2 separate regions of the Homo sapiens genome follow, and region 2 is linked to region 1. A link is a contact called in ENCODE Hi-C data. All regions are on one chromosome and are shown on one strand. The core of a region is the stretch at or near the end of the contact, and the rest is flanking DNA. Distances in the headings are between cores, read along the strand shown. Region 1 holds the start of CENPA (centromere protein A). Region 2 holds the start of GTF3C2 (general transcription factor IIIC subunit 2).

Region 1 (5,806 bases), core at 2,219-4,718:
ATCCAGGTATACAGATATTTGAGAGCTGTCAATGTATGAGTGGGATTTAGAGCCACGGAGGAGATGAGACCACCTAGGGAGGGGGTAGAAAGGAAAAGGATGTCAAGGAAGTCCAACATCAAGGAGCCGAGGGAGGCAGCACAGGCAGTAGAGAACACCAAGCAGAACTGCCAGAGTGCACAGTGGCATGGAAGCCAAGGGAACAGAACGCTTCAAGGAGAAAGAGGCCCACTGCGTCAAATGCTTCTGAGACACAGTAAGAACACAGACCCACCTACTGGATTTGGCACTACAAAAGGTGCTAGTGACCCTGACAGGAGTAGTTCAAGCAGATTAGAAGTGGGGGTAGTGGTTGTGGGGAGTCAGATTGGAGTGGGTTGTAGGGTCACTAGGAAGGGAGGAATCAGATGCAATGTATGTGGACCTAACAAGTCTGGCTATTTTAAAAGGACAGCTATGAAGGGAAGTAGAGGGAAATGGGAGGTATAGGGAAGTGAGAATGTGGGGTCAAGGAAACACTCCTGCCCTTTCTCTTAAGATCGTAAATACGGCCAGGCGCAGCGGCTCAGGCCTGTAATCCCAGCACTCTGGGAGGCCAAGGTGGGCGGATCACTTGAGGTTGGCAGTTGGAGACCAGCCTGACCAACATGGTGAAACCCCGTCTCTACTAAAAACACAAAATTAGCCGGATGCGGTGGTGCATGCCTGTAATCCTAGCTACTCGGGAGGCTGAGGCAGGAGAATCGCTTGAACCCGGGAGGTAGAGGTTGCGGTAAGCCGAGATCACGCCGTTGCTCTCCAGCCTGGGCAACAAGAGGGAAACTCCGTCTCAAAAACAAAAACAAAAACAAAACAAAACAAAACATCATAAATACTAGAGCATATGTGCCGATGCCAGTGTGAAGTGTCTGGATTTATCTAAGCACAGGTAGAAAGCTCCTCTGTAGGTGAAAGAAGGATATGACCAAGACCCCATGTAGAAGGAAGGGCTTTGATAGGAAGGGGGACACCTAGTCAAGGCCATTATTGGCTAAGAGTGAGTGGGGGGAATGGAGCTGTAGGAAGTCGAGGAGGGAGAAAAAGGTATGAAATAGTCATGGGGAGAATGGAAAAGCAAGAATTCCAGACAAAGGCCAGGCACGATGGCTGTTTTTTTTTTGTTCTGTAGAGACAAAACAATTTGTCTCTACAAAAAAGGTTTAAAAATAGTCAAGCATGGTGGTGCAGGTCTGTCATCCTAGCTATTCAGGAGGGTGAAGCAGGAGGACTGCATGAGCCCAGGAGGTCAAGGCTGCAATGAACCAAGATAGCACCACTGCACTACAGCCTGGATGACAAGAGTGAGACTCTGTCTCGAAAATTGAAGAAAGAATACCAGACAAAGGTGGTAGGACTGCCAAGAAGTGTTGACTGCCCATTTGAGATAAACCTTCCATTTAACCAGGAGTAGAAGGATGCTTCTACCTTGGAAAGCAACAGCAAACATCATACTTAATATTCCTGTTAAAATTACAAACAAGACAAAGATGACCAAAACACCACTCTTAGTGAGTCTCAGGGCCTTACTAGTACCATACAATAATAAATAAAATGTGTAGAAATGAAAACGGAAGATTCAAAAGTTATTTGCAGATGACATAATAGTCTACTTAAAAATTCCAACTGGAGCAACTAAAAACGACTAGGGTGAACGAGAATTCAGCAAGTTGGCTGGAAGCAAAGGTTAAATCCTCGTGTTTTGGGAAAGAAAAAAAATCCCATTCGCAACAGCAACATCTAGAAACAACCTACTCCAGCCTAGGCAACATGGCAAAATCCCACCTCTACTAAAAATACAAAAAATTAGCCGGCATGGTGGCATATGCCTGTAGTCCCAGCTACTCGGGAGGCTGAGCTGGGAGAAGCACCTGAGCCTGGGAAGTTGAGGCTGCAGTGAACCCTCGTGGCATCACTGCACTCCAACCTGGGCGATGGGTCTCAAAAAAAAAACAACAAAAAACCAAAAAGCCGGCCGGGCGCGGTGGCTCACGCCTGTAATCCCAGCACTTTGGGAGACCGAGGTGGGCGGATCACGAGGTCAGGAGATCAAGACCATCCTGGCTAACACGGTGAAACCCTGTCTCTACCAAAAATACAAAAAATTAGCCGGGCGTGGTGGTAGGCGCCTGTAGTCCCAGCTACTCGGGAGGCTGAGGCAGGAGAAGGGCGTGAACCCAGGAGGCGGAGCTTGCCGTGAGCGGAGATCGCGCCACTGCACTCCAGCCTGGGCGACAAAGCCTGACTCCGTCTCCAAAACAAAACAAAAAACCCAAAAAAGCCTGTAGGCACAGTGGCTCATGCCTGCAATCCCAGCACTTTGGGAGGCCCAGGCAGGAGGATCACTTGAGGCCAGGAGTTTGAGACCAGCCTGGGTAACACAGGGAGACCCAGTCTCTACAAAAAGCAATGAAACAAATAAACTACAATACACTTCCCATCTTCCTCATAGCTACGTAGCAAGAGTTAAGAGATAAGTAAAGCAGCTGTTGCCACCATGTACCATACAGGCATCTGCCTCCTCCTGCCGTTGGGTCTCCCATCCACCAGCCCACCATAGACAATTAAGACACAGACTTCGGCCCCTTTTCCCGGACACAAGCTCTGGAAGGCAACAGAGTGAGCAGCGCAGAGGGCCTCGGTTCAAGGCCTAACAGCCTCTCCCGGAAGGGAAAAAAAACCCCTGAAAGACACCTCCTAAGAGGACTCCTGTTTGAAATCGTCACCGAAAGCAGTCAATACTTTTGCAATTTAAAAATGCACAAACACAGAGGATTGGAAATCCCGTGTCCGCCAGAACACCAAGTTGTGTGACTCTGCTCAAGCTCTCTGGCCTGTGCCTCGGCTTTCTCATTAGCTGTAAAATGGGCACAATATGAAGCTGAGATAACGCACGAACAGTGGGAGGCAATGCCTGGTTGGCGGTGGGCGGTGGGCGCTGGGTAACCACTAGTCCTAACAAGAAGACGGCGTTAGGAGCCAAGTGGCTAAGCCGGTCCCTTCCCGCTTTCGGAACCGCCTGCTCCAGCCCCTCGCAGGGCTGGCACCGCCCGTGCCCGGAGCGGATGCCGGACGGCGGAACCGCGTTGTCCCCCAACAGGGAAGTGCCACGGGATCGGGACTCGGGAGATCCGGGCTCCGCCTGCGAGCCTCGGTTTTCTCCTCTTCGAGATGGGGCCGCGGCCGGTTACCTAAGGAGGGGCCCCGCCGGGAGGGGCCGGGGGTCGGGGTCGGGCTCGGGCTGCGCCTCCTCGGGGCCTCGGGCTTTCGGCTCCGGCGGCGCGGGCCCATGACACGCCGCAGAGGGTGCTGGCGCCCGGTCCCACGGCTCCTGCTCGGGCTGCCGGGTCCGGGAGCGAAAGGCTGGCTTCTGGGGAGCCCAGAGAACGCTGTGCCGCGAGCCTCACATGAGCCGGTGCTTGGCAGAAGTCCGCGCCGCTCGCGTTCAAATCGCTCGCTCCGCCCACTTCACGGCCGGCGTTTTTTAAAACCCGAATCCAGCGACTCCCAGTGGCTGACTCTGGAACGCCCCTTACGTAGAGCGACTGCAGGTAGGGCCAATGAGAGTATGCACCGAGACACAAATATAGCGGCGATGATAGGAGGACAGGGGAGACTGATGGTAAAATCAACCAATAGACAACTAAAGAGATGGGGCGGGAAATTCTCCTGCCCCCTGCTTGCCAATCTGGTTGCTGGTCTTTGCGGGACCGTACTGACGTCCTCAGGTGCCCTCCAGTCAAAACACCGAAGCTCAGTTTGGAACGTGGATGGTGTGTTTGTAGAACGTGCTTTCTAGAAAAGTCGCTTTCCTCAAACATTTTATGCTTTGCCTTAGCAACGCAGAGATGGCTTTTAAAGATGAGGAAACAGACCCATAGAGAATGTGACAACCCCGTGTCGTATCTGCGACTCTCCCAGGAACTATCCACAGATATACTCAGAATCCAGTTCAACTGCATAAACTTTGCTGACGCTTGGGGTCGCGGGGACGGCGGGATCGGCGGGGCTTTGAGAATAAGGTCCGGGCAGGGCAGGCCTCGGCACTATAGCAACGCAATCGTCCCAAAAAAATGCTCTCTTCCCTTTGTTGGGGATAATAAAAATTCAAGTCATGTCCCGGTATGTAGAATAAGGGGAATTTTAATTTTCTAAATTTTATTTCTTGCATTTTCTAAATGTTCTACAGTGAACATGTAATCAGGAAAAATGTTATAAAATTAGTGATTTCATGGAACCCTTGTGCATTGCTGGTGGGAGTGTAAAATGCTGCGGCTGCTGTGAAAAATAGTATTGGTGGTTCCTCAAAAAATCAAAAATAGAATTACCAGATGATCCAGTAATTCCACTTCTGGCTAAATATCCAAAAGAATTTAAATATAGCCAGGGACTTGAACAGATATTCTCACACCCATGTTGATAGCGGCATTCTTCACAACAGCCCGAAGGCAGAAACAGCCTGAATACACACCAACAGATGAACGGATAAACAAAATGGGGTGTATACCACAATGTTATTCAGCCTTTAAAAGGAAGGGAATTCTGACACCTGCTGCAACATAGATGAACCTTGAGGACGTTATGCTAAGTGAAATAAAGCAGTCCACCAAGGGACAAATGCTGGGCTGGGGTGCGGTGGTTCATGCCTGTAATCCCAGCGCTTTGGGAGGCCAAGTTGTTCGGAACCACTGAGTTCGAGTTCGAGTCCAACCTGGCCAACATGGCGAAACTCCATCTTGCCGAGCGTGGTGGCTCACGCCTGTAAACCCAGCACTCTGGGAGGCCGAGGCAGGCAGATCACCCGAGGTCAGGAGTTCAAGACCAGCATGGCCAACATGGCGATACCCCGTCTCTACTAAAAATATAAAAATTTGCCAGGTGCTGTGGCTCACGCCTGTAATCCCAGCTACTCAGGAGGCTGAGGCAGAGTTGCTTGAACCTGAAAGGCGGAGGTTGCAGTGAGCCGAAATCATGCCACGGCACTCCAGCCTAGGCGACAAGAGTGAGACTCTGTCTCAAAAAAAAAAAAAAAAAAAAAAGAGAAGGGGAAGGAGAAGGAGGAGAAGGAAGAAAGAAACCCCACCTCTACCAAAGATACACACACACACAAATTAGCCCGGGCGTGCAGATGTATGCCTGTCGCCCCAGCTACTCAGGAGGCTGAGGTGGGAGAATCGCTCGAGTCCAGGAGGTTGAGGCTGAACTGAGCCATGATTGTGGCACTGCACTCCAGCCTGGGCGACAGAGTGGCACCTCTCTCAAAAAAAAAGAAAAAAAAAAAGGACAAGGCCGGGTGTGGTGGCTCATGCCTGTATAATCCCAGCACTTTGGGAGGCTGAGGCCAGTGGATCATGAGGTCAGGAGATCGAGACCATCCCGGCTAACCTGGTGAAAACCCGCTTCTACTAAAAATACAAAAAATTAGCCGGGCGTGGTGGCACGGGCCTGTAGTCCCAGCTACTCGGGAGGCTGAGGCAGGAGAATTGCTTGAACCTAGGAGGGGAAGGTTGCAGTGAGCTGAGATTGTGCCACTGCACTCCAGCCTGGGCAATAGAGCAAGACTCTGTCTCCAAAAAAAAAAAAAAAAAAGGACAAATACTGTATGAGGTACCTGGAATAACGGAACTCATAGAGACAGAAAGTAAAATGGTGGTTGCCAGTGAGTAAGGGAGGAATGGGGAGTTAGTATTTAATAGGTGGGGAGTTTTAGTTTGAGAAGATGAAAAATTCTGGATATGGATGGTGGTGATGGTTGCACAACACTGTGAAC
Region 2 (5,650 bases), core at 816-3,315, 570 kb before region 1:
GTCCAGCTTCGGCTCCACATGAGAGGGAGACCATGGAAAGAGAGGGAGACCGTGGGTAGAGGTAGAGGTAGAGAGGTAGAGAGGTAGAGAGGTGGAGGTAGAGGTAGAGCAGTTTAATGGTCACTACTTTCAATGGTGTAGGATGAGTAGCTGATATTTTGGCTTTTACTTTTTTTAAAAGATCATTATCAATACATGGATTTCTATATTTTGAACATACTACTTAATCATCAAAATTAAGCAGAGGATCAACAGGGTTGCTTTATGCTTTAGAAAGATAACCGGGCCAGGCATGGCAACTCACACCTGTAATCCCAGCACTTTGGGAGGCATAGGCAGGAGGATCGCTTGCGCTCAGTAGTGTGAGACCTGCCTGGGCAATATAGCAAGACCTCATCTCTATTAAACAACAACAACAAAAAAACCTGGAAGTGGTGGTATACACCTGCCACACACCCCAACTATTCAGGAGGCTGAGGTGGCAGGTTGAGGCTGCAGTGAGCCGTGATTGCACCACTGTCCTCCAGCCTGGGTGACAGAGCAAGACCCTGTCTCAAAACAAACAAACAAACAAACAAACACCTAGTAGAAATTAGAGGCAGAGAAGTAGATCAGTGAAAAGATTGGTTATAAATCAAAATTACAAATGCACCTAAAACTTTGGTTCACAATTCCACTTCTAGAAATTATCCTACCCATATAGTTACACATTTGAAGTAATTTAGATGCAAGGTTACTTATAGCAGTGTGATTTATAATAGCAAGGGACCATTGTTTATAACAGCAAAACCATGTAAATATGCATCAATATCAACAAGGCACTAGTTATACCACATCCACCCAATTAAATGCTAACTAGTTATAGCACAGAATGAGAAAGGTTTTTGTGTACAGAAATGGAATAATGGCCAAACTCAGTGACTTACACCTGTGATCGCAGCACTATGGGAGGCTGAGGCAAGAGGATCACTTCAGGTCAGGTGTTCAAGACCAGCCTGGTCAACATAACGAGACCCCATCTCTAGAAAAAATTAAAAAATTAGGCCGGGCGCGGTGGCTCATGCCTGTAATCCCAGCACTTTGGGAGGCTGAGGCAGGCGTATCACAAGGTCAGGAGTTCGAGACCAGCCTGGCCAACATAGTGAAACCCCTTCTCTACTAAAAAGACAAAAATTATCCGGGCTTGGTGGCGGGCGCCTGTAATCTCAGCTACTCGGGAGGCTGAGGCAGGACAATTGCTTGAACCCGGGAGGCGGAGTTTGCAGTGAGCCGAGATCGCGCCACTGCACTCCAGCCTGGGGACAGAGCAAGACTCCATCTCAGGAAAAAATAAAAATAAAAATAAAAACGGGGTCTCACTATGTTGCCCAGGCTGGTATCGAATTCCTGGGCTCAAGTGATCCTCCCCCGCCTTGGCCTCCCAAAGTGCTGGGATTACAGACAGGAGCTACCATACCCAGCCAAAGTCATGCTTTTCTACTCCTACTCCTTCCCTTCCTTGTCCTCTTTCCAAGCTCTCTCGGGCCCATCCCTGACTTCACTACTGGCAGAATCCTCCAGCGGCCGGCGGCGAGGACTTCTTTGTCTCCCAGACTCCGCCTTGGGCTCGGACGCCGCCAGGGTTGCAGGTACAGACTCTCTGGTCTAGCTGGCTCTTCCGGCCACAGGCGCGGCAGTCCGGCCGGAAAGGCCGGATTCAGGGATCCAGAGCGCGAGCCCGGCCTGGGAGTCCGCCTACTCCCGGCTCCCGTCGAGGCCGCGTGGGATCCCGTTGGCCGCGCAGGCGTCGATCTCCCCTTTTTGACACTGCAACTCCCATGAGGCCCTGCAGCGTCCCTGGCGCCGCTGAAGACGCCCTGGAACTCGGCTGGCTTCGGAGGGCTCGGTGACTCTGGCCGCGCTGCATTATGGAATACAGAGTCTAAGAGAAAACTAGCCCGGCACCGACTCCGGACCAAGCACACGTGTTTACCTTGTGCACTGGGGTGGGGGCGTCAGTGAAGAGCAGCTAACAAGATTTCGTCATAAGACCGCGACCAGACAGGCGGCGCCATCTTCGAACTTAGACTTCCGGAAGGACTTTGGCGAGGGTGAGTGTATCGCCGCAGCGGGTGTGTGGGGGGCCCCACAATTACTCCTCCCCCTTCTTTTGCCATAGCACTAAGATATTGGGAACAAACTCCTGGCTCCGCTCTTCTCCCAGCCACAGCAGCGCGCCTTTCAGCGTCTGCGCTCCTACAGAGCACCATCATGCTCCGCACCTTCCCTACTGTGGCCACCGTGCACCCCCCATCTCTGCAAGCCTCGGGTCTTGCCCTCCTCCCCCACGCGGTGTCGGTAACGCGGAAGCCTGTGTCCGGGCGTAGGCGCTGCATACGTAGCGTCCCTCGAACTCGGCGAACCTACAGTAGTCCTTGTTAGAAAAACCAGGGCTCCTCTCCCGCACAGGCTAGGGGAGAAATCTACCTTCACGCCCAGGACTGAAGAAGGGCAGGTGATGGCCCCTAGAGTGGTTGTGGGTCAATCTCTTTCAGCTGTGTCCCAGCCTCTTCCTCGAGGAGGCTCTTTAACCCCGAGGGTTGTGCCCCGCGCGCTGCAACGCCATTGGCGTAACCAAGGGCCAGTTGTGTTTCCCTGTCTAGTCCTTTTGTCCCGTGGCAAGTTGGCTGCCTGTTGGGGAAGTCAGAGGTGGCGACTTCAACTCCGTCGGAGGCAACTCACTTTGTTGGAGGGATGTATAGGGTATGGACAAACCTCTTTGTTCCAGAGGCATATACAATTTTAAGTCAATCCCGTGCCATCACTATTTTTGCAATCTCTTATCAATTGTACTATTGTTTTCTGAATAGTTCTCTTTAAATTGACTTACTTAAAAAGTTTAAATGCATTAGTCTCGACCTAAGCAATATAAATGAAACCGTGGGTTTCATGGGCTACTTATAATTGTTTATGTAAGTTGAAATAAAAGCACTAGTCATTAAAATGTTCGTTTTCGTACCATTAAAATCATCTTGCATACCGCCAGTTGTACCCTAGGAACACTTTAGGAAACAATATATTAAGCTAAGCAGTGTATTCAAAGTAATTTCATACTTAAGGTGCAGTGTTGTGTCATTATTTTTTCTTGGCTGGGGAGGTCAAGCTGGCATCCTGGAGCAGCATGGGAACCAGACAGATTGGGGTGCAATGGAAGGTTTTAGAAACTCAGTACGAATTTACTGATCATCTATTCCTTTACTGTGTATCCAGAATTTGTACCATTACATCCTGCTGCTGCCTTCCATGAGAAGTGTATTTTTTTTTTTTTTGATACGGAGTTTTGTTCTTGTTGCCCAGGCTGGAGTGCAGTGGCGTGATCTCGGCTCACTGCAACCTCCGCCTCCCGGGTTCAAGCGATTCTCCTGCCTCAGCCTCCTGAGTAGCTGGAATTACAGGCGCGTGCCACCATGCCCGGCTACTTTTGTATTTTTAGTAGAGACGGGGTTTTACCATGTTGGTCAGGCTGGTCTCGAACTTGTGACCTCGTTATCCGCCCACCTCGGCCTCCTAAAGTGCTGGGATTACAGGCGTGAGCCACCGTGCCCGGCCAGGCAAATTATATGTACAGGCAATTCATAAAAGTCATATGGATGTCCAATATATAGAAAGAAGTTGCTGACACCAATTATTATCAGTGCAAATAAATAGAGTGGGGAAGAATTCTTTCACCTATCAGATTGGCGAAAATTAAAAAGATCAGTAACGGTATGATAAAATGGGTACTAATATACATAAATAGTTTTAATTTTGGTGAGCCGTTTGGTAGTATCAAATTTTGAAATGTGCATGTTCTTCAGTGTAGTACAGTAATTCCATGTTCAGATGATTATTCGAGAAAAATAATTTATTGATGAATTAATGAAGAGATTTGTACTAGAATATTTATTGCAGTATTTTTTGAAATAGTATTTTAACTCATTTGTTCATTAAATGAAGATTGTCTAAATAACTAATTCTATGGAATGCCATGCAGCAATTAGGAAGAATGAGATAAATATATGTATACTGATGTAGAAAATCCTTTAAAAAAAACCGGAATCTTCCTCTGTCACTCAGGCTGGAGTGCAGTGGCGTGATATCGGCTCACTGCAACCTCTCCCTCTGCCTCTTGGGTTCAAGTGATTCTCCTGTCTCAGCCTCCCGAGTAGATGGGATTACAGGCGCCTGCCACCACGCCGGGCTAATTTTTATATTTTTAGTAGAGATGGGGTTTCACCATGTTGGCCAGGCTAGTCTCCTGACCTCAAGTGATCCATCTGCCTTGGCCTCCCAAAGTGCTGGGATTACAGGCGTGAGTCACAGCACTTGGCCTAGAAAATCCTTAAGACTTGTATAGAAGCTCTCTTAACTGATTTCCATTTAGCTCCTTATGTTAACTGACATACTCTTATTTCCTCTCTAAATGCTTGAAGCTTGAAGGTTTTTCTCCTGTAGACGTGGTCAGTCTGCTTCCACTAGTTGAGTTGAATGCTTGCCAAGAGTCATTGTATTGGTTCCCACTTTTTTTGAGACAAGATCTTGCTCTGTCACCCAGGCTGGAGTCGAGTGGCATGATCACAGCTCACTGTAACCTTGAACTCCTGGGCTCAGGCGATCCTCCTGCCTCAGCCTCTCGAATAGCTAGAGCTACAGGTATTTGCCACCACACCCAGCTAATTAAACATTTTTGTTGTTGTTGTTGAGACAGGATTTTGTTATGTTGTCCAGGCTCCCACCCTTTTTTTTTTTTTTTTTAATGTTTTGCTTTGTCTTTATACATACGTTATAGGCTGGGTGTGGTGACTCAAACCTGTAATCCTAGCACTTTGGAAGTTGAAGCTAGAGGATCACTTGAGCCCAGGAATTTGAGACCAGTCTGAGTAAGATAGTTGAGACCCTGTCTCTACAAAAAAAATAAAAATTAGCTAGGCCTGCTGGTGTGTGCATGTGGTCCCAGTGACCTGAGAGGCTGAGATGGGGAGGAGCACTTGGGCCCAGGAGGTCAAGGTGCAGTGAGCCATGATCATCGCACTACTGCATTCCAGCCTGGGTGACAGGGGAAATAAATTTTAATATGAAAGAGTTATTGTTTCTATTAAAACTAAGTTGATTGGGAGGCCGAGGTGGGTGGATCACCTGAGGTTGGGAGTTTGAGACCAGCCTGGCCAACATGGTGAAATCCCATCTCTACTAAAAGTACAAAACTTAGCTGGGCATGGTGGCACATGCCTGTAATCCCAGCTACTCAGGAGGCTGAGGCAGAAGAATCACTTGAACCCCAGAGGCGGAGGCAGCGGTGAGCAGAGAGCATGCCCCTGCGCTCCAGCCTGGGAGACAGAGCGTGACTCTGTCTCAAAAAAACAAAAACAAAAAACTAAAAAACTAAGTTGAACCATAGATGGTTGTTTGCTCCTTTTTTTTTTTTTTTTGAGACGGAGTCTAGCTCTGTCGCCAGGCTGGAGTGCAGTGGTGCAATCTTGGCTCACTGCAACCTCCTGCAAGCAATTCTCCTGCCTCAGCCTCCTGAGTAGCTGGGATTACAGGGGTGTGCCGCCACACCCAGCTAATTTTTGTATTTTTAGTAGAAACGAGGTTTCACCATGTTGGCCAGGATGGTCTCGATCTCCTGACC

What was found. A loop is a pair of places that touch in the nucleus more often than their neighbours do. Pooled maps may share reads with other maps.
Region 2: a pooled map shows a loop between it and region 1 (10-fold over the local background). The contact joins the promoter of GTF3C2 here to the promoter of CENPA in region 1. A Hi-C loop is called at or near these places in 2 of 37 single-sample maps with no recorded cell type and 7 of 50 pooled maps.

Annotation. Positions count from the first base shown.
Region 1 is chr2:26,783,718-26,789,523 of GRCh38, reverse strand. It overlaps CENPA (centromere protein A), which reads right to left and starts at 3,468. Exons shown (of 5, transcript NM_001809.4): 1 at 3,228-3,468. The coding sequence starts at 3,327. RefSeq lists enhancers at 2,687-2,736, 2,797-2,846, 3,937-4,036, 4,298-5,067 and a silencer at 3,177-3,286.
Region 2 is chr2:27,353,179-27,358,828 of GRCh38, reverse strand. It overlaps GTF3C2 (general transcription factor IIIC subunit 2), which reads left to right and starts at 2,065. Exons shown (of 19, transcript NM_001035521.3): 1 at 2,065-2,090. It overlaps GTF3C2-AS2 (GTF3C2 antisense RNA 2), which reads right to left and starts at 2,064. Exons shown (of 4, transcript NR_183827.1): 1 at 1,973-2,064; 2 at 927-1,021. RefSeq lists enhancers at 1,735-1,864, 1,444-2,057, 1,875-2,214, 2,265-2,544, 2,058-2,671.